2 separate regions of the Homo sapiens genome follow, and region 1 is linked to region 2. The links are chromatin loops, found by intact Hi-C in ENCODE. Cell type or tissue: GM12878. All regions are shown on one strand. Each heading gives the region's core, and the rest is flanking DNA. Links, peaks and the distances in the headings are about the cores only. Region 1 overlaps LINC02801 (long intergenic non-protein coding RNA 2801). Region 2 has its middle 48 kb from the start of LMO4.

Region 1 (10,666 bases), core at 1,781-9,780, 55 kb after region 2:
ATGGTGGCACATGTCCATAGTCCCAGCTACTCAGGAGGCTGAAGCAGGGGAAGCACTCGAACCCGGGAGGCGGAGGTTGCAGTGAGCCAAGATCAGGCCATTGCACTCCAGCCTGGCAACAGAGCAAGATTCCATCTCAAGAAAAAAAAAAAAAAAAAAAAAGAATGAGCTGGAAAGATAGGAGCTGGGGGCCAAGAGTGGGGCAGTAATTTGAGAGTATAGAACAGCTGCCAGGGTTGGTAATGGAAGGGCACAGGAGTAAGTGGCTGGGGTAGGGTCAGACAGTTGAGAAACCCATCTGGGCGAGCCATGCTAGAGGTAAAGATTCACAGGTCCCGGGTGTTTGAAACCTTGTTGTGCTTGTGAGTTGCAGAGAGAGAGTACAGAGGGAGGAGAGAGAAGGGTTGAGCTCAGAGCCCTGGGAGGACAATGTTGGACAGAGAGGAGGCCCAGCAGGGAGGAGGTAAATAGGCAAAAATGCACACCACTGTCCTGGTAGTCAACAGAGAAACAGTCTGAAAAAGGAAATGCATGGCGGGCAGAGTCAGAGTCCTCAGAAAGGTCAGATCAGGTAAGGACCAAACATTGTCTATCAGATTTGGCAATTAATCCACTTCATTAGTGGATTCAGGAGCAGCTGGTGGAGTGAGGCGTGAAGGAGAGGTGAAGAAATGGAGCCAGCAAGTGTGGACCTCATTCTCTCTGAAGCAGCTCAGAAGCAAGTCCAGACAGTAGTGAAACTACATCTGATAGTTAGTCCCCTATGGCTATAAGCTGAGCCTACTGACAGAACCTTTCCTGGAAATGCAGAATGAAAAGAGAAAATACAAAAATGACTTCATTGCTTTAAATCATGCAGATCTGTATGCACACATCTGTAAAACACTGTTGTCAAGACAACTGACAAACCCTGGAAAACCAATCCCTCACTTCATTCATCCATCACCTAGTTCTGTGCCGGTGGTGCCTGCCTTTTTCTCTGTTGCCATAGATAACCTTAATTTAGATGAGAACCTGCTCATTTAAGACACAGTGAAACCATGATCATTTTTGGATTGGATTATTGCCCATTTGAGAAAGTGGTTACTGAAGAGGACCTGTGATTGTGCATGAAATGCAGGGATGACAATGACCCTACATATCAGACAGCCAAGTCGCAGTGCTAACTGGGACACAGAGGACCTGAAGATCTCAGCCATTCATTAAAGCAAACATCCTATAAAGCCCTACTAGTCACTTATTAGAGAAAACGGGAGTGAAAGTTATGAACCACCTACTTCACAGGATTGTTGGAGAATATATTGTGAAGAGCTACAAAGTATCCTAAGGGAAATCAAGGCCTTATACATGATATTTGAGTTATTCTAGCTGTTATGAAACCTTCCTGGGTACTGGCTGGGTTTAAACTATAAATAAAGAAAACATCATATTTCACTTAAGTTACTGACAAGGCATATAGTAATAGGGTGACTTCAAGATATCCAGTGGAATAACCCTCTGAGTTTATGTTATAATAAACACAATCATTAATGTTAGGCCTAAGTCTTGGATAGACAAGGACCCCTAAAAACTGAAGTAGTTAAAAACTAACACAGGAATAGAAAGCCAAACACTGCATGCTCTCACGCTTAAGTGGGAGCTGAATAATGAAAACACATGGACACAGGGAGGGGAACAACACACACCAGGGCCTATCAGGGGGCGGGGGAGGGAGAGCATCAGGGTAAATAGCTAATGCATGCTGGGCTTAATACCTAGGTGATGGCTTGATAGATGCAGCAAACCACCATGGCACACGTTTACCTATGTAACAAACCTGCATGTCCTGCACATATATCCTGAAACTTTAAATTAAATAAAAAAAAAAAAAGAAAGAAAGAAACTACCTCAGTATCCCAGGTCAGCTCTGCAAGGTCTTCAAATGTGCTCTAGCAGCAATTCCTTTTTTTGGTGGGGGGGGTGGGTGGAGAACAAAGTCATTATCTGACCATTCTGGGGGCCAGAAGTTCAAGATGCCTCTTTTAATCAAGGAAGCTTTGCCTGTCCCTGCCCCCAATTAAGAAAATACCTCCCTGATCACTGATTCCTTTTTACCCCCTTTTTTTTTTTCCAAGCAACACAGAATCTTGGGCTCCTGAGGACTGGTGAACTCCTCTGGAGACATCTGAAGCCATAGCCTGGCTGCTGTGCCAGGTTAAACCTTGGGAAACCTTCCCCTCAGCCAGGCTTGGGCCCTGGGCATCCTGTGGCAAGGCTGTACCTCAGCCCCAGTGTCTACCCTCTTCCCATCTCTTTCTCCTCTCCCTCTACCATCACTGTCATCTGCCCTATCCTGGAGCACCTCTAACTTTCACTGATCCCCTCATTGCTCAGGATTCATATTGTTAAAAAGAGCGACCATCATGAGTGTCCTTCAAGAACATTGTTAACTCACATGTATATAGTGCATTATAATTAATAGCAAGCACTCCCATAAATTGTTTCATTTGAACCTCAGAGCAAACCCATGAGAGGGAAAGGATTAGTAGTAATACCTCCATGCTACAGTTGGGGGGACCGAGGCTTAGTGAGGCCAAAGTCACACATTATTCTATATTAGTTTCCCCTGGCTGTTGTAACAAATTACCACCAACTTGGTGGCTTAAAACAACACAAACTTATTCTTGTATAGTGAGGGGTTACCTTTTTTCCCTGTATCATCATCACACGGCCTTCTTCCTCTTCTGTAGTCAAATCTCTGCCACACTCGTGATTTCATTTAGAACCTACCTGATCACTCAAGACAATCTCCCCCATCTCAAGATCCCTGACTTAAACACATCTGCAAAGCCTCTTTTACCATATAAGATTCCAGAGATTAGAAGTTAATGTGTCTGGGGACCATTACTCAGGTTACCACACGCGTCAAATTTGTAGCAAGAGTTCTACGTTCCCTGTTGAAGCATTTCCACTCATTTTCTTTCTCTTTGGAATTTGCAGTCATCACAAAGTTGCTACTTTTTCAGTTAAGTTCCTGGTCAAGGGCTGAGCAAGTGACCCCTCCAAGCATGCTTCTGCAGTCAGATCACCAAATCATGCGGACAAAGTGAGCCTCATGGTGACGGGCATCACCCTGAAGTGGCCCCATAGGCTGCACAGTGCTTTCACGGTTCTACATCTTAGCCTTCAGTCCCCTCTGCCCAGGCACATCTTTCTCTTTTGTCTTTTCTCCCATTGAGTCTCATGCCCTTTTCTACCCCCAATCCTCCTCAACTGGACCCTATGGGCTGCTTCTCCATTTCACCAGGGCGGACACATTTAGTATCCTCTGCAGTTGTCACTGACATTCTGTTTACTCCCTGGAAGGCCTAGTTATTAATGGCACTTTCACCCTTTCATTGCAAATTGCAAAGACCTTCCCCAGGCCCCCAGATGGCCCCTCAGAGAAGACGCTCTGATTCACAACAACAAAATAAAGCAAGACCCAGCTCTTCTTTGGGAAGCTAATTTAAAATCCCCTTGTTCCTCTTTAGCCCCTATCAGTTTTTCTTTCATATAACCACCAAGATTAAAATATAAAGTATATTTTGCTGAGAATCCAACTGTCTCAGGTGGGGGCAGGACCATGCCTGCTGGCTGAAAGGGGCTGCTCCAGGAGCTCTGTGAGACAGCTGGCAGAGGTGGCCTCAGACTGCCGAGCTGTTCCCACAAGGGTCCTCCAGCAGGCAACCTACTCAGCACCCTCCATATCCTTCCAGGGCCACCCATCACCTAGTACCGGGCCCATCCATGGGGAGGGGACATTGTCTCTATTGGATAGATGAGAAGATAGTAGAAACGGTCCAATATCACACCCCTGTAAGTGCCAGAACCAGGGCCAGAAGCTAAATCCATTTAACTCCAGTGACAACAGTGAGTAAAATCTGGAGGCAAATTCCATGAATATGTGTCTTCTCCAACCACCATTGCAGAGATCTACTTTTGGGATTTGATGCATTCCCAAACAGAGACATGAGTTAACCAGAATAGGTGAGCAAGAAATAAAACTAGACATGAAGAAGATATTCACAGTCTGCCTCCTCTTATCTCAAGTGTTCATTTTATACAATTACACTTGTTACCTGATAAATTTAGGTTATACACATTTTAAAAATCCTCCTCTTTCCCTTCATCCTGAACCTGCACCTCCCAACCCTTCAAAAATTTGTCTTAGGTTGAAAATATGGATTTCTTTTTTTTTTTTTAATTTGTTTTCCACTCAGGTCTTGGGCCACAAGATTGGAACCTAGTCATAGAAGGCTTCCCAGCTGTGTGTACACATTGCTTCCATCTTTTTTTTCCTTTTTACCTTTGGACACGTGCTTCAGAAAGCCCATCTGGGTCTTTGTGCTCACCTGGGTTCATATTTGTGGACCGTTTCCACGGCTTTGTCAATTTTCTGTGAATAACAGAGTGTTGTGCATAACAGCAATGGGTCATTAGTCCAATTAAGTCTGCAGCCATTTCAATGGCTTCTGTAGGAGGAGATGGAACACAATATGTAATTTCAGCTTTTCTTGTGATGGTTTTCAATCCTTCCATGAACTAAATCATTATATCAGTTTTTTATTTTTTTTTATATGTCCCATTAAACTACAGAACTGGAACATACTTGTGAATGGTTTCTTTCTGCTTTAACTCAAGGAGTTCCTGACATAACAAAAACTGGTAATTAACTGGCTCAGAGACTTTTACAATAGCCTCTTTAAATAAGTTCCAGCATGCAGCCTCGCCATCCCACTCCACACTGCTGATAGCGCCGCAACGCACCCTCTATTAAACCAGCTATCACTCCTGCCGTCAGCTCCCTCACTCTCCGCCACGCTGTTGTTCTGCCTGGAAATGCCCACCTCTCTCCAGTTTCCCTCCTTAGTGAAGTCATCCCTTGATGTGGGACTCCTCCCTCTCTGTTCTCAGCCAAGCCCTTTCTTCACTCCCTGAGAATTCAACCTCAATAGCATCAGCATCACAGGGCCAGGGCTTCTGAGGTTCATTTTAAATGTAGATGATGCAAGGATTCAGTCCAGAAGAATGTCCAGAGGAATGTCACCCTGGCTCTCAGCCACACGCTGTGAACCCTGATCTGCTACTCCACTTCCGCTTTCTACTACCAGCCTCAGCAAGGAAAGCCCCAGTTTCTTTCTGGAAATAATCCAGTCAGTTCAACAGATTACCACAAAAGCCCCTTCCTGATCTTCCTGCTCCCAAACTTGCCCACCCCACCTACAGCTCCTTTTCCACAAAGCAGCCGTAGTGCTCTTTGAAAATGCAGCATTTCTCCCTAAGGTTTTCATTGCCCTTGGAATAAACCTAATTCCTTACCAGGGCCAGGGTCATCTCTGAACACTCTCCTCATGCTCACTGTGTTCCTACCTCCCTTCTGCTCCTCAAAGCCAAGCCAGCGTAGCTCTGGGGCCTTTGCATCAGCTGCACCCTGGGCCTGCAGTGCCAATTTGCATATGTCTGGTTCCCTCTTGCCTCAGGTCTCCACTCAGCAGTCATCTCCTCTGGGAGCCCTTCCTTCACCACCACCACCACACACACACACACACACACACACACACACACACACACACACACCACAAACCACTGTATCCCTGTATTCTATTATTTACTTTTATTTTTAATAACAATCTCACTCTACAATTATTGCTACAATCCTTTGCCTATCTGTACCTGTGTTTCACCCATAGAATGTAAGCCCCTTGAGAGCAGAGACCATTTGTCTTGCTTGTGTCACATCTGCATCTGCATTTGGCACACAATAGATGCTCAGGAAATATTTCTCGAATGAAGGGTTTTGTAACAGGAGCTGTACGATGCGCAGAAACTCCACCAATGACCAAGACCCCCCCACCTTGGGCTCCACAGCCTAGAGGGGTAAGCAGATAAGAAAATATTATCTGAACTCAAGTACACTTTAGAAGTGCAATGGGGATGCACTGTGGTGGTGAGCTGTACAGGGCCTTGGGGGAGCAGAGCTCTGCCCTTATGTTAAACCACCAAGGTGTGTGTAGATCAAGGATAGGTGATCTTTGGCAGAGGTTTGGTACTGAAACAAAGTGACTGAAGTTAAACAACAAACACCAAACACCAAACTGAAATGAAGGCAGTTCCTGGTTAAATACACCAACTCTGTTAATAACTCACCCTGCTGTGCAAATTTATTAAAGCAGTCTCCAAATAAACAAGTCCTAAAACTAATCAGGAAGTGGAAAAACATAAAAATAATCCCCAGCCCACAACACACAACCATGAAAACAAGAAATAAAGAAAAATCTTCTATATAAAACCCGCGGGGCCAAACTCTGTCCTCAATTAGTGGTGCCGGCTGCCAGCTGAAGTCAATGGAGGTTTTCAGTCCAATAATAGAGGCAAGATTCGGGGCCCACGATGCATTTCATTTACTTTTGGGTAATAAACCAGGAATGTCAAGTAGATGTGCGTGGGCTTCGATGACATGAAACTTAAACCTAACAGCACTATCCTCCATGTTGAGATCCACTGGAGCTCAGGGCAGCCAAGGAGGTTCTACAGTGTTTGTGAAGAGACAACTTGCGTGGGTTGTGCTAGGCATCACTAGGAGGAGGGAACTCGTCTGGCCAGGCCTACACCCTGCCCAGGACTGGCTGCATAATTTGTGGGCCCCAGTGCAAAATGAAAATAACTCCTTGTTCAAAAATAATTAAGAAGTTCAAGATGTTAACAACAGAACATTAAACCAAGTCCAAGGCCCTTCTGAGCACAGAGTCCTATACAGTTGCATAGTTTGGACACTTATGGAGCCAGCCCTGAGTAGGAAAAATTCTGGAACACAAGCTTGGGCTCAGATTTAGAGCTCTGCATCAGTGTCACAGCTGACAATTTTTAAGCACTTCCTATGTTACCAGGAACTGTTCTAAGTGCTTTACCCATATTAACTCACTGATGCCTCACAGCAAGCCCATGCAAAAAGAAGTCCAAGTAGCCCCATTATATATTGAACAAATTGAGCTGCCCAAGGTCATACAGCTTGTAAGTGGCTGAGCCAAGATTCAAACCCACATGATCTAGCTGTTAGCCACCTTCTACTGCTTGTTAGCAGTAGTCATGTTAACTGTGTTAGTCACTCGACACGTCATTGTGTTTCTCTCATTCTAACAAGCCTCTTACTCATATCTCATGAGATTCATTTCCATCACAACCAAGGACTGTCTGAATTAAATTATCCACTTTGTGGCTTGCTACTTGTGTGACTTTGAATCAGTTCTTTGGCCACTCTAAGTTCAAATTTCCTCATCTGAATAAAAGAGATTAAAATAGTACTGATCTCATGATTGAGTTTGTTGAAGGAAAATGCCAGGTGAATAGGCAGTACTCAATAAAATGTTAGCTCCTGCTATTGCTATTATTGTTTGCAAACCTTAAATAGATCTTAAGCTGACTGTAATAAAATAATAGTTACCATGTATTGAAACTTATCATATACCAGGAAATTTACATAGATCATATCATATATTACTACAAACCTAATGAAGGACACCAAGATAACTAAATAGGGAAAGAATATTCTTTTTAACAAATGATGCCAGGACAATGACATATCCATATATGTACAAAATAATAAAGGTAGACCCCTTCCTCACACCATATACAAAAATTCAAAATGGATTATAGACCTAAATGTAAGAATCAAACTATGAAACTCTTAGAGAAAAACATAGGACTGAATCTTTATAATCTTGGGCTAGGCAATGGTTTCTTATACAGGGCACAAAAAGTACAAGCTACAAAAGGAAAAAACAGAAAAATTGAACTTCAACAAAATTTTGAAATTTTGGGCAACAGAGGACACCATTAGGAAAGTGAAGAGAACCCATAAAATAGGAGGAAATACTTGCAAATCATATATTTGATGAGGAAATTGTATCCAGAATATAAATAATTCTTATAACTCAACAATAGAAAGACAACCCAATTAAAAATTAGCAAAGAATTTTAATAGACATTTCTCCAAAGAAAATATACAAATGGCCAATAAGCACGCAAAAGATCTTCAATATCATTTGTTGTTAAAGAAATGCAAATAAAAATCATAATGTGATACCACTTCACACCAAGATGGCTAAAATCAAAAGGACAGAATACAACAAATTTTGTCAAGGATGTGAAGAAATGGAAACTCTTATTTATTGTTGGCGGGACTATAAATGGTACAACTGCTTTGGAAAATAATTAGATAGGTTCTCAAAAAGTTAAACATACAATTACCTTCAGTTCCAGCAATTCCACTTTTAGGCATATACCCAAGAGATTTGAAGATAGATAATTCAATACAAAAGCTTGTATACAAATGTTCATGGCAGCATTATCCATAATTGCCAAAGAAAACCCAAATGTCCATACACTGATGAATAGATAAACAAAATATGGTATATTCATACAATGAAATATTACTCAGCAATAAAAAGGAATGAAGTACTGATACATGTAAAAGATTGGATGAATCTTAAAAACATTATGTTAAGTAAAAGAAGCCAGTCACAAAAACCACATACTGTATGGTTTCTTTTACATGAAATGTCTAGCATAGACAAATCCAGAGAAACTGAAATAAGTGGTTGCTGGGAGGGATAGGGGAAAGGAGGAATGGAGAGTGACTATTAATGGGTATGAGTTTCTTATGGGGGTGATGAAAATATTCTGGAATTAGATAGTGGCAATTGTTGCATGACTCTAAATATACTAAAAAATCACTGACTGAAATCACTTTAAAAGGGTGAAATGTTATATAGTATGTAAATTATATCTTGAAGAAGCTGTTATGAACAACAAAACCCCCAAATCCTAATAAGGTAGGTTTCATTTTCCCTGTTTGGTAGACAACGAACTGAGATTCAAAGTGGGTAAGAAACTTTCTTAAGGTCAAAGAGCAAGGCAATAGGAGCTACTATTGAAACCTACATGCATCTCATTTCCACATCTACGCCCTTCATTAAACTGCTTCCAAAGCTCTGATAACAACAACAACAACAACAAAAAATCCTTCTCAAAACAAGAAAGAGGTTCCAGCCACATTTGGTTTAGATCTGAGGTCACTTAATTCAAGCCTCATTTTCTCAAGTCCTTTACCGCCAGCTTGATCCTAGGCCCCGGGCAGATGGGTGTGTGGTGAGACACATGGGAAGCCTATGAAAGGTCATAAACTTATGTCAGTCTGGCCACTGACCCAGACTGTGGCCTACTGGCTCTGATGGAGAAGTCTATCCCAAAAATCAATAGTAATGGCAGTGGCTCAATTCAATTGCTCACGAATCCCCATCCATCATTAGGACAGCAGAATGGCAATGCTGGCCTTGCTAGGACCTAGTCTTTCACATTTACAGGCTTCATGCAAGTAGATGGCCCTTTCACCCTTAATGATTCCCTATGTCAGAGCACTGACACGTCTCCTAAAGCAATACTCAATATTTACTCCTATTATTATACATTGTATTTACTATGACCTGTATATCATAATTATCCACTGACCTGTCTTCTTCTACTCCCTCTTCAGTGAGATTCTTAAAGAAAGGACTGTGTTTCATTCATTTAAAAATTTTCCACACCATAGAAACTTCCCATCACGTATTAACAAAAGTTCTAGTACCATTTCCTATGTGTATACTGTATACTTGCTGAGTGTCAGGCTCTAGCCTAAAGTTTTATGACAGTGATCATATTTGATTCTCCCAACAACTCTATGAGGTAGAGACTATCACAATCCTGATTTTACAGCTAGTAAATGGCAGCCCAATAAATCTCCTTAAACTTCTGTGAACCGTATTCTTGGTCAGTATAAACGCTATTCTTTCTGGGTCACTCCATAAAGACATGGGATATGTTTTCATTGATTCAGATCTTGCTGTATATGTACACCCTTAGCAAACATAGATGCTGGGCAGGGTGGTACCGACTGGGACATGACAGGCAGACAGCCCTGTCTTGGATCTGATCATAAACATCACGCCAGGGGTCAGCTGCCTAAATTCCAATCTTTCCATTCAGAAGGCAAGTTTATACAATTGCATACTTGAGAATTACCTCCATTAGAATTTGTTACTACACTAACGCAAAGTGAGAAATGGTATTGTGTTTTTAAAGTCCGAGTAATTTTGTTGAATGCCTTTATTCCCATTTTGGAGAGAGATTGGAATGTTTTCCCACCATGTGGGGCTATTTTACTGACTAAGGGCTGTGGCACCCACAGTCTGATGGTTTGTAACAATTTTCTGGGGTTTAGGAAATCACCTTCAGTGACTAAGTCAAGCCATTAAAAAATGGGACTATTCCTCTATTCACAACTGGCTGAAGAATTTCAGGTGTTTTACTCACATCCCAAGCATTCATAATGTCAGTGTTTAAAACCAGCTTTTCCAGTCAAAACCCTCAGCCAGGACTTGAAAGGGGATCTCAAGTTCTCTCTTTGTGATGTCAGCCATTGCAGGATTCTCACACCTTTATCAACTCTCCACAGCACTCCTAAAGGCCCTTTTTAATGGGCCTTCTGCTTCAACTTCACACTCAGGGACAGAATTTAAGACATGGGTTCTCACTAGGTGTACCTGTGAACACTGAATAAGGCATGAAATATCCCTGTGGCCACCTTCTGCTGTCTTGGCCTAAAACT
Region 2 (10,666 bases), core at 1,771-9,770:
AGTGGAGAAACCTGACAAATACTACCTGAAGCCAGGTAATCAAGGTTAACATCAACAGTGATAAATCATGTTGATAGTATGTACCCTTGATATAATATGGTTAGAATGGCATTTTACCTCTGTGGTCCTCTTCCCCAAAACATATTACTTCAGTCTTATTATAAAAAAACATCAAACAAATCCCAGTTGAGGGTCATTTTACAAAATACCTGACCAGTCGGTATTCCTCACAACTGTCAAGGTCATCAAAAACAAGGAAAGTCTGAGAAACTGTCACAGCCAAGAGTAGTCTAAGGAGACCTGACTAATAAATGTCATGTGGCATGTTGGATGCGATCCTGGAACAACAGCAGCAACAACAAAGGACATTAGGGAAAAACTGAGGAAAACAGAACAAAGCATGGACTTCAGTTAATAAGAATGTATCAATACTGGATACTGGTTTATTAACATTATTATTATTATATTATTTTGAGACAGAGTTTCGCTGTTGTTGCCCAGACTGGAGGGCAATGGTGCCATCTCGGATCACTGCAAATTCTGCCTCCCGAGTTCAAGCGATTCTCCTGCCTCAGCCTCCCAAGTAGCTGGGATTACAGGCATGCACCACCAAGCCCAGCTAATTTTGTATTTTTAGTAGAGACAGGGTTTTCCCATGTTGGTCAGCCTGGTCTCGAACTCCTGACCTCAGGTGATCCACCTGCCTCGGCCTCCCAAAGTGCTGGGATTACAGGCGTGAGCCACTGCACCCGGCCCTGGATACTGGTTTATTAATAGCGACAAATGTGCTGTACCAATATAAGGTATTCATATGGGAAGCTTGGCATGGGATATATGGGAACCTTTTGTACTATCCTTTCAATAATTCTGTAAATCTAAAACCATCCCAAGACTAAGTTTATTTTTAAAAATAAAGGGAGATTCAAAATTGGAGGGCAACTAGCAATTAATTAGTTGTCCCACCCCACCTAGAAGCCATATCTTTCTCTTTGCACCTACAAATCCAAGAGATGTTCATGCTAGAGAGGACTTTCAAGGCCATTTGACTTATCTCTCAAGATGAAGAACAGAAAGCCTAAAGGTCCCATAGAAAGAGCTTGCGTCTTGCTGCCCAGCCAGCTGATGGGTAGAACCAGAAGCTAGATGGCTTGACAAGGGGCCAAGTGTTCTCTCCACCCCTCCACATTGCCTCCCAGTTTTCCAAATTCCATAGAAGATAGAAGTGGACTGGGGGGATATCTGTTAACTGTCTGGTGAAGGAGAAACCTCCACATAGTGGAAAGTGCTCTACCATTAACTGTCCTTTTAACAATAACGAGTCACTCCATCTCTCTGAGCAATAATTTCTTCACCTTGAAATGGAGATAGCGCTAACTGCCCTGCTTATCTTCACGGGACTGCTGTGAGACACGAACCCTATGTAAACGTCTGGCATTCCTATGTTGTAACAGACCAGCAGGGGCCTTTTGACATACTGAAGTTTTGTGACACAGTCCATCAGAATGGACCCAAATGCCATGTGTAGGCAGTATTATCTGTCTTTCAAAAATGGAATACAGAATCTGGTCATGGCACTTTTACTGTTTCTAATTCATTGCCGGAGGCTCTTTATTAGTAGGATGCTCCAGCGTCTCTCGGACACTGTCCTGCTCCCTGACCAACTGTTCAGGAGGTCCTTGCAGCCTCGTGTATCAGATCAGGAAAAATACAGAAGCCTGTTCAGTCCTCCATTGTTGCTTGGCTCCTTGTACCATACAGTGTTTCGACTGAGTGGCAGTGCTGCGTCATCTGTCACGTGAAAGTGATTCCCTAGGGAAAACTGCCTCACTGGTCCAGATCTCTGCACAGGCCTGGCAGGCTTCTCCATGAAAGGATGGTGCCATTTCCTCAGTGCTGGCTGCAGCCAAGAATATCCCACTTCTCTGCTCCCACCATGCAGCTCCCAACGCCCAGCTCTTCCCACTGGCATCCCTGGGTACTCATTAGCTGCAGAGGCACTGAGCTGGTGTTGGTTCCACTGTGTACTACCTCTGGGATCCAGAGCCACCTTCTCCCTTCCTTCCCAGGGCTCTACGTTTGCAGTTCAGTTGCTTTGTTTTTTTTTTTTTTCTCTTAAAGCTTAAACATCCAAAGTACTCTGCCCCCTTTTCTAAATGTTGAAGCTATTCACTTTCCCTATGATAGGCTGAGTTCCGTACCTCTAGGGCACCTTATACCCACTCTTTGGAGAGAAACCACCTTCAGCGACTCAAAGACATTTTAGCCATCTAAGACAGACTCCCCTACCCTTTGAGGGAGGTGGTGCTACTCTCAGTGATTTCCAGTGATTGAGGGTGTAACCCCTCAATGAAGAAAAGTGAGGAGAAGCTGATTGTACTATCTGGCAAGACATTTTGCTATAAACAAATAAAAAATAAAATTGAGTGCCTACAATGTCCCAGGTATTGTGTTTGGCATAGGTAATCAATCAGAAATCAATGAAATTTCTAGAAATTGTTCATAGAGATTGATAAGACACTGTCCCTGTCCTCAGAGAAGTTCAGAAACAGCTTAGGAGAGAAAGCAGACAGATGAGCACCATGCTGTTCACAAATATTATAAGAGGCAACTAGAGGACATGATGCCAACACAAAGGAGAAGCTCCAACCTGTCTTGCAGAAAACAGTCACCCACAACTAGTTTAGGTCTTCAAGGACCTCCTCGTGCCATGCCTTGGCATGGATAACCATCTGAGTATCAAGTAGAGGCACAGAAAGTGTGCACATCTCAATACTAACATCATGGAGAATAAACTTAATATGAAATCAGATAAGAAACACAAAGAAGGCAAGACTCTTATATTAGTCTGGATTCTTTTGGTTGTAAGTGACAGAAACTTGATTCAAACTAGTTTAGGCCACACTGGGATTCAGAATGATACTGGACCATAATCAGGAATAAGAGCAGGGACCCAGAAGCAACTTGAAAGTGAAGCTTAAACACCACCATGACTCTCTGTCATTCTTCTCAGAGGAAGGCTTCGCTGTCTTCCACAGACTGACTGCCTTCATGTGGTGGGGATCACAGCTCAGAAAGCCCCTGAATCCGGCATGCAGGGGCTGCTGCCATCAGAGGGAGAGAGGCAATCTTCTCTTGGTTCCAATTCAGAAAACCCCAGGGAAAGATTCTGATTGGCCTGTTTTCGATGGGTGTCCATCCCTAGACAAATAAACCATAGGCAGGGTTTGGGGAGAAGATAGGGTTGCGCTGCTTGGAAAAAGCCATGGCAACTCTTGTTGGTGTCAGTCCCAGAGATGGGGGAACTCTGAACCAAGAGCCACCCCAGCAGATATCTACTAATTCAATGCTCAGAACACTCGGGAGTGAAAGGTATCATTACTAAGAAATTGCACCCAGTTTTTTTTTTTAATCATTTCACAATTAAAACCTTAAACTAGCCCTAAAATACTGGCATAAATAGGCTAAATCTGTGTAACTACAAGCATATAGTAATACTTTCCTAATTATTTTCTAATCACCAGGAAGTTGACTAGGATAAATAAATATGAACTGCTTATGTGTGTCCAATATTTCGCTGAGCATTAAGGGGATCGTGTGGGAACAGGAGTTGGAAAAAGTAAGTTTCAATGCCTGCCTCAAGGAGCTTACCCACTACGGAAGTTACCTGGGACCAGAAATAGATCATGGAGATCATCTAGTCCACAGATATTTCCCTGAAAGTTCCTGAGAAGCCACCAAAGAGTTGGGGGAGGGGAGCTGGAGTGGTGGGGAGGGCGGATCATAATAGGTTGAGCTGATGAGTTCTGAGCTCCCGGTTCTTCTTCAGAATGTCTCCTGCTACATCTGCTCTGTATAGAGGCATATCACAAAAAATAGTGTTTGTAAAAAAGGTTTTTACTCCTTTAAAAGTGTTTGAACACTACAGATATAGTCCAGCTTCCTTATGTTGCTCCTGCAGATTTCAATGCCCAGATCTGCCTCTTACATGCATTTAATTGCCACATTTAAATAAGAACTGGCTGGCTAAGGCAGGCGTGGGTCTAGAGCCCTCTCCTCCTGACACCAGGCCACCACCGTTCTACCACCAAGCCTCACTTCACTTACATGAACAGCCAGATAAAACCATTGTCAAGAGGTCTCATGCAGAAATTCAAAGAAGAAAGATCCTTCTCTTGAGTCATTCACTATTCTACAGGGTAGTGAGTAGTATTGTATTAGGGTTCTCTAGAGGGACAGAACTAATAAGATAGGTGTATATATGAAGGGGAGTTTATTAAGGAGAATTGACTCAAAATCACAAGGTGAAATCCCACGATAGGCCTTCTGCAAGCTGAGGAGCAAGAATGGCAGTCGTGGCTCAGTCCCAATTCCAAAACCTTGAAAGTAGGGAAGCTGACAGTACAGCCTTCAGTCTGTGGCCGAAGGCCCAAGAGCCATTGCTGTAAGTCCAAAAGTCCAAGAGCCACAATTTTGGAGTCTGATGTTCGAGGGCAGGAAGCATCCAGCATGGGAGAAAGATGAAGGCCAGAAGACTCAGCAAGTTGGCATCTCCCACCTTCTGCCTGCTTTATCCTAGCCACACTGGCAGCTGATTGGATGGTTCGCACCCACATTAAGGGTGGGTCTGCCTCTCCCAGTCCACTGACTCAAATGTTCATCTCTTTTGGCAACACCCTCACAGACACACCCAGAAACAATACTTTGCATCCTTCAACCCAATCAAGTTGACGCTTAATATTAACCATCACTGTTATACTTTGTGGAAGGTGGGATAGGGGGAGAAGAGGAGAATAGAAGGGAGAAGAAAGCTGGCACGTCTGAGGCCTGCACCATGCAAGGTGTCAGGTGCTTGGCCTGTGTAGAAGAGCATGAAGTGAGACAGGAGCTGACAAGGAAGAATATAAAGGAGAAAGGAGTAGAGGAAAGAAGGATGGGAGAGGCAGGGGCCACACCAGCCAAGAAGTTCCAAGAATCACACTTAAAACAGATGTTTCTTCCTTTGTTTTTGTGTCACAGGTTTGAAATCCTCAAGTCACCTACTCAACATTTTCTCAGGAAATCATAATCAGACCCTTTAAAATTTGCTGTAACTGCAAATGCTTATATTCTAATAGCAAATGCTTATTGACAGTCATTGTGTGGCAGGCACTGCGCTCAGGGCCAGACAGAATATGGGCAGCTTGGGTTGGCTCACCGTTTGGTGTCACTACAAACCAATATCCTATTGACCAACAGTCGTTTTCTGAGGGTGAGAGAAACTGATTTTCTGTTAATATAATTCATATTCATCGATCTTGATGTTCAAAATAAGAGACTTATTTCATGTACTGAAACATTTTGACTTAATTAAAATTGCCTTCCATTTCACTTATTTCACTCTCACAACTGAATAGTGTTCTTTTCAAAGCATTAAGATAACATACTGATAGAGTTGTAAAATCTTGTTCAAATTTTGCTTAAAAATCTAATTTCTCTGACTTTCATGTTGACAGAATGTTTCCCGTGTTTTTGTTCTTGTTTTCTGTTATGATTCTTTAAAAGCAGACAACCCCGTTTGGGAAGCCTAGTATCAGGATTCTAATTTAGATAATAGCATAATTCTCCAGAATACAGCCATAAGCCCGGCATCATTTGGTTTTAGATTTTCAGCTGGCTATGACTTCCAGCTTCAGGCTGGGTGGTGGCAGAACCTGCATGTGTCCCATGCAACTCAGCCACACTGGCCAATCAGGATAGTTTTTTTCTCTATTCCAAGGGGCTGTCTATTCCGGCAGGACAGAGCCAATTCCATTTCGCCAGGATGACGTGTAGACACCTGAGTTACTGGCACCATGTTTATAATTTATTCCTGGGGTATTTGGTCTCCCTTCAGCATGGACCCATAGACCCTCAGGCAGCTGCCCTGATGGCCAGCTCTTAATCTGGCTTTGACTGTGCCAGCTGTTCACATGCATTTAATCCTCACAACAATGGTAAGAAAATAAGTATTATTATACCCATTTTACAGATTAATAAATTGAAGCTGAGAGTGATTAAGTAACAAACTAACTGGAAAACAGTAGAGTCAGGGTTTGAACCAGAATATGTCATTTCAAAGCTCATGCTCTTACAGTATACACGACTCTATACTGACACCTCTTGGTAAGTTAAGTACATCTTTCACTTATATTCCTATTTTAGAGTTTCTGCCAAAATTGCTGTTTTTAACTTGAGACCTACAAAGTCAACAGCATTGACTTTGGGTCACTAGCTCTGTCAGTTCTACCAAGACAGCAGTGTGTGGCGTAGTAGTAGTAAGAGCCCAGGACTAGGAGGCCTAGTCTATGGGTCACAAGGCCTAACACATAGTAGGTGCTTTGTGTAGAATTATGAAGCACAAGTCACCTGTGTACATTTGATTATGACTTTCTTCTGAGTATTTAAGAGACCACTTTAATTAAAGATCCTGCAGTTTATACCTGCATCACAAGGGTTGTAAAACACTGTAGTGTAGCATCAAAAACTACCACCATTTACTGAAAACGTATTAAACTTCCTACATAGTACAGGAACTGAGGAGCAAGGAGAGTGTAGGAGACTTTTGCTCAAAGTAGCCTCTGCCTCTAACTGCTATTTTATTCAACTTGTCTTCCCTTCTAACTTTGTCCCAGAAAAATCTCTAGGGAAATGAAATTAAGCTGTTTCCCAGATTTACTTTTCAAAATTAGTCCTGGGCTGGCCTTCAACACTGCAAACACATTCTGTGTAGTCACAAGGGAGGACTGCATTGAATTCTTGGACCAACTATGAAGCTCTGGGGGCCAGACAAGCTGAACAGGCTCAAGAAAAACACAGAGTGGGTGTTTTGTGCTAATTACTGCCCACCACGCTGGTCTGTCCAGGGGCGGAAGCCTCTTTCCTGTGCCCTTTTGTTTGTCCTTGCCCTTTCCTGCTATTAGAAATAATATCTGTTTTCTGCCTGTGCTTGGGTTTTGGGCTGGGTAACTGTTACCCACAGTAACTAAATCAGGCCATAGTTTTGCACAAATACCCAGGGACCATCATCAGAATTAGGGCAGTTTCCCAATCTAAATGGTCCTCCTTCACAGAGGTGGGAGGTGGCGTGGTTTTTCTTGACACATGGGCTGCCTGCTGTGGTTAGTCACCCTGTCTGAGGGCCCATCTGTAAAAGCTAGACATCGTCAAGGACTTGGCTTCATCATTTTCTTGGGACGAAGAAATTCAATTTTAAATCTGCATATTCATCATTCTGGAGAAATAAACACAGTGTGAAACTAACTAAAATATTTAATAGTCAACATTTAATAATTCCCCAATCATATGTGGAATGAGATTTCATTCTCAGGAATTGTAACACTCATACATATGTAATTATACAGGCAGTATTCAAGAAAGCTATCTTTCTTTCCCATAATAGATTTTCTTTCATTCTATGTGAGTTTTCAACAGATTGGCCCCAAGAGGAAAATACCGCCTACTCTGTCCTTTCCTTACAGTGCTGAGGTCATGGTGTTTTAAGCATTACTGGAATTTCCTTTGTATCCAAGTCTTTCTTATCTTCTCATCCTTAAAGTCATCTTTTCACTGACATTCTCTCTCAACACAAACAAAGCAACAACAACAATTTTTTAGCAGAAAATATCTACATAAATTCGGATTTTGTTCAGGTAAGAATTACTCCAGAGGGAAGTCCTCATCTGACACCAGTCCTCTGCTTTTTCTTAGCCATAGAAAGATGCTCAGCTCTGGGCAAATGTAATCTCCTGGTGCCCATGGTGAGGAGGTGTTGAGGGAGCAAATTTTAGGAGTCTGATATCAGTGACCGTTTTGCCAGTAAAATTGTGGATTTCAACACATCTTCTTTTATAAATGTTTAACACAGGGGAGATTTAGAGGGACTGTTTGTGGTCAACTTTTGTAGAGTCTATCCATAAATGCCATTTATTTTTCATCACACAAGAAATTAACAAAATCTAAACCAATCCCTCCTGCAAAGACATTATTCAGTGGTAACAAGTCCCGATATGAAGAATTTGGGTTTCCTTCTGTCTAATCATATGGCCATTTTCCCAACTGTTTCACACATGCTAATGGAGTGTGACAAGTAAAACACATTTGGCTCAGTGTAGGGTCCAACATGAGATGGCTTCACAATGACAAAGCTTCTGATCATTTTTCCCCTAATCTACCACTGCTTTGGGGAGTTGGTGTCTTCCCTGTCATGAGTGATTTCAGTGCACTGATCAGGGTAGACTTGACAGATTCTTTATCAATGTCAAATGCCTTTTGTGGTTAAGTCCAGTAACGCTAAAACAAAACGCCTCATAGATATTAGATATATGGTGGCATTACGGAATTCTCTTGCAGGCAATATTTTTTGGTCAACCTATGAAAAGAAAAATGGAGCGCAAGCTAAAAAGCAAAGGAAGATGCAGTAGAAGTCCTGACAGTTATTTCCATGGAAAACAGACAATGTGAATGACGTGGGGCCAATCGCCCTTCCCCTCTTTTATTCATGTTAAAATAGAACAAAGAGAAATTGCCAACAAAGAAAGCAATGATCTAGGAGGAGGGGACTGAATCTCATCCACTCTCCCAATATTTAACTTTAGTGCAAACTGCCTTAGAAAAAGTAGAATCCAAGAATCTCTGAGCAAAATTGTCTGGGAGATATTGAGTGGTGTTTTCTTTTGGCAAGAAGGGTTTGCAATGCCATCCCTGTGCCTTTCTAGCAGTACAGCCATGACAATTGTATTATGGAGAATACTCTCTTCTTCAGTTCATAACAATGGTTATTCCACGGGCAGATTATTAAGGAATCCCTCACAGGTGCACACTGTGAGGCCTACATGTATATGTGAGAAAGATACCAACCACCCCTGCACTCCCCATCCAAAATAAATAAAATATCCCAACCACTTGCTGAATCTGAATTGTGCTAATCTAAAATTTCAGATTGCCACTCTCAGAATAACATGGACTCCAGGAAGCTTCATTTGCCTTTTTAGAAACCCCAAAGCCAAGGACAACAAAATTCTCATCAAAGCCACAAACGAACAGTGGAAAGAATTACTCCAAGTGCTGGGTGCTAACCTGAAATTGTTATGTGTTACACTATCAAACTGGTAAATTAATATGAACAAACAAGCCATACGACACACCCTGAGTCCTCGCCTTCAGATGCTCTTCTTCTGTTTTATACAGTTAAAGGCTGAAGCTATTTCAATATTTTATATGATTTTTTCTTTTTTTTGTACTAATTTAGAAAGTTGGTACTTTAATGTAATTGAACTCACTGAAGCTAAAAATGTCCAGACCTTCTTAATAAGGTAGCTTCCAATATTAAACTTTGGGGTCTGTTTTCCTCCCAAGCAGGCACTTAATTCCCATTAGCACTAATGGCAAGTGTGCACAAACATTGAGTAGGAAATATATATCTCTTTGTCTCTTTGTACTGAGGTCCAAGAAGGGAAAAAAAGAAAGCAAGAAAAAAAAACAACAACTTTGAGATTGGATAAAAGAAGTAGAGCTGTAGATTCATTTACAAAGATGAAATTAATGCCTAGCACCCCCAAATTTCAGGGAGAACACATCTTTAATAAGCAAGATGAGGAGAAAATTTCTAAATCATTTCAAATAATACCCAAGCCATGCTTTTCTGAGAAGCCTGTTTCCCCTCCATCCCCAGCATATACATTAAACCCATTTTGCCCTTGTTATGTACATAATGATTCTAGACAACATAAGAAGATTTCATGATTTTTTCTTATCATTTTTACTTATCTACCAGTGAGCCAATTTATGCAGCTTAAACCATTGCTAAACAAGATGCATCAAAAATTGTCTGTAATCATTACAAATAATAGCACAGAATGTTCACAAGAAGCTGTTTTCTTATCATATTTTCATTAAAACATCTTTTCACCTGCTTTGCTTTTCCCATGTCTGGAACCTGTGTTGTAATCAGTCTTATTAACTGGGAACATAAATATGATTTATTATGGTCTGATAATGGAAGCTACGTGGACCCAGAGAAGGGCTATATTGTCCTTTGATAAAATGGCTCTTTTCTCTCAAATGGAGAACTCTATCATGAGAACATGCAGAATGTAGTGAGTGATTATTTCCTCAGGGTGAGTGATGGAAAAGCCCAACAGAAAATCTTCTTGTTGACCACGACAGCCTCAGAGGGTCCCCAAACCTCTCTGAGTTTGACAACCTGCAGACACTTTTGATGAACTGTATTCTTCTGTCAGAGACAGCCTGTCTGGGAGGAGAAAAGAGACCTTTATCGTCTGATCGGCTATTATTGTCTTGATCTTTTATAAGCAATCTCTAATGCACATGAATATAATATCCTTTCACACAAGTGCCAAGCATAATAGAAATGTAGTTAAAGGACCCTCTCCCTGGTTATGTAAATGTCCTTACACCAAAATTAAGAGAGATGGTTTGTGACTGATAGAAGAAGGAAAGAGTAATCAAGCTGTTTTAGCATTCTCTTCCTATATTAAAGACTTCAACCCAGGATAAACAGCATTTACGGTAGATATAAGGAACCAGGTTATTTTGAAGGCTTTGCCCAAAAGGAAAAAATAGTTTTGAATATGATATTAGTGTTATATTTTTATTAAACATGCAAATGGAAGCTGGTTTTTAGCCAAGA

The links. Peaks named below come from ENCODE experiments on the same cell type or tissue, not always from the same donor. Only the 100,000 strongest peaks of a DNase experiment are listed, where the experiment ranks them.
Region 1: it touches region 2 in a loop (5-fold over the local background); 3 of 110 quality-filtered maps call a loop at or near these places.

What each region holds. Positions count from the first base shown.
Region 1 is chr1:87,220,854-87,231,519 of GRCh38, reverse strand. The region is part of intron 2 of LINC02801 (long intergenic non-protein coding RNA 2801); the gene reads right to left. Among named protein-coding and RNA genes, the nearest start is that of LINC02801, 14 kb to the right of the region's middle. In GM12878, for the core only: no CTCF peak of the experiment used is centred there; a DNase peak (open chromatin) is centred at 5,446.
Region 2 is chr1:87,275,808-87,286,473 of GRCh38, reverse strand. No RefSeq gene overlaps it. Among named protein-coding and RNA genes, the nearest start is that of LMO4, 48 kb to the left of the region's middle. In GM12878, for the core only: a CTCF peak has its summit at 6,129; no DNase peak of the experiment used is centred there.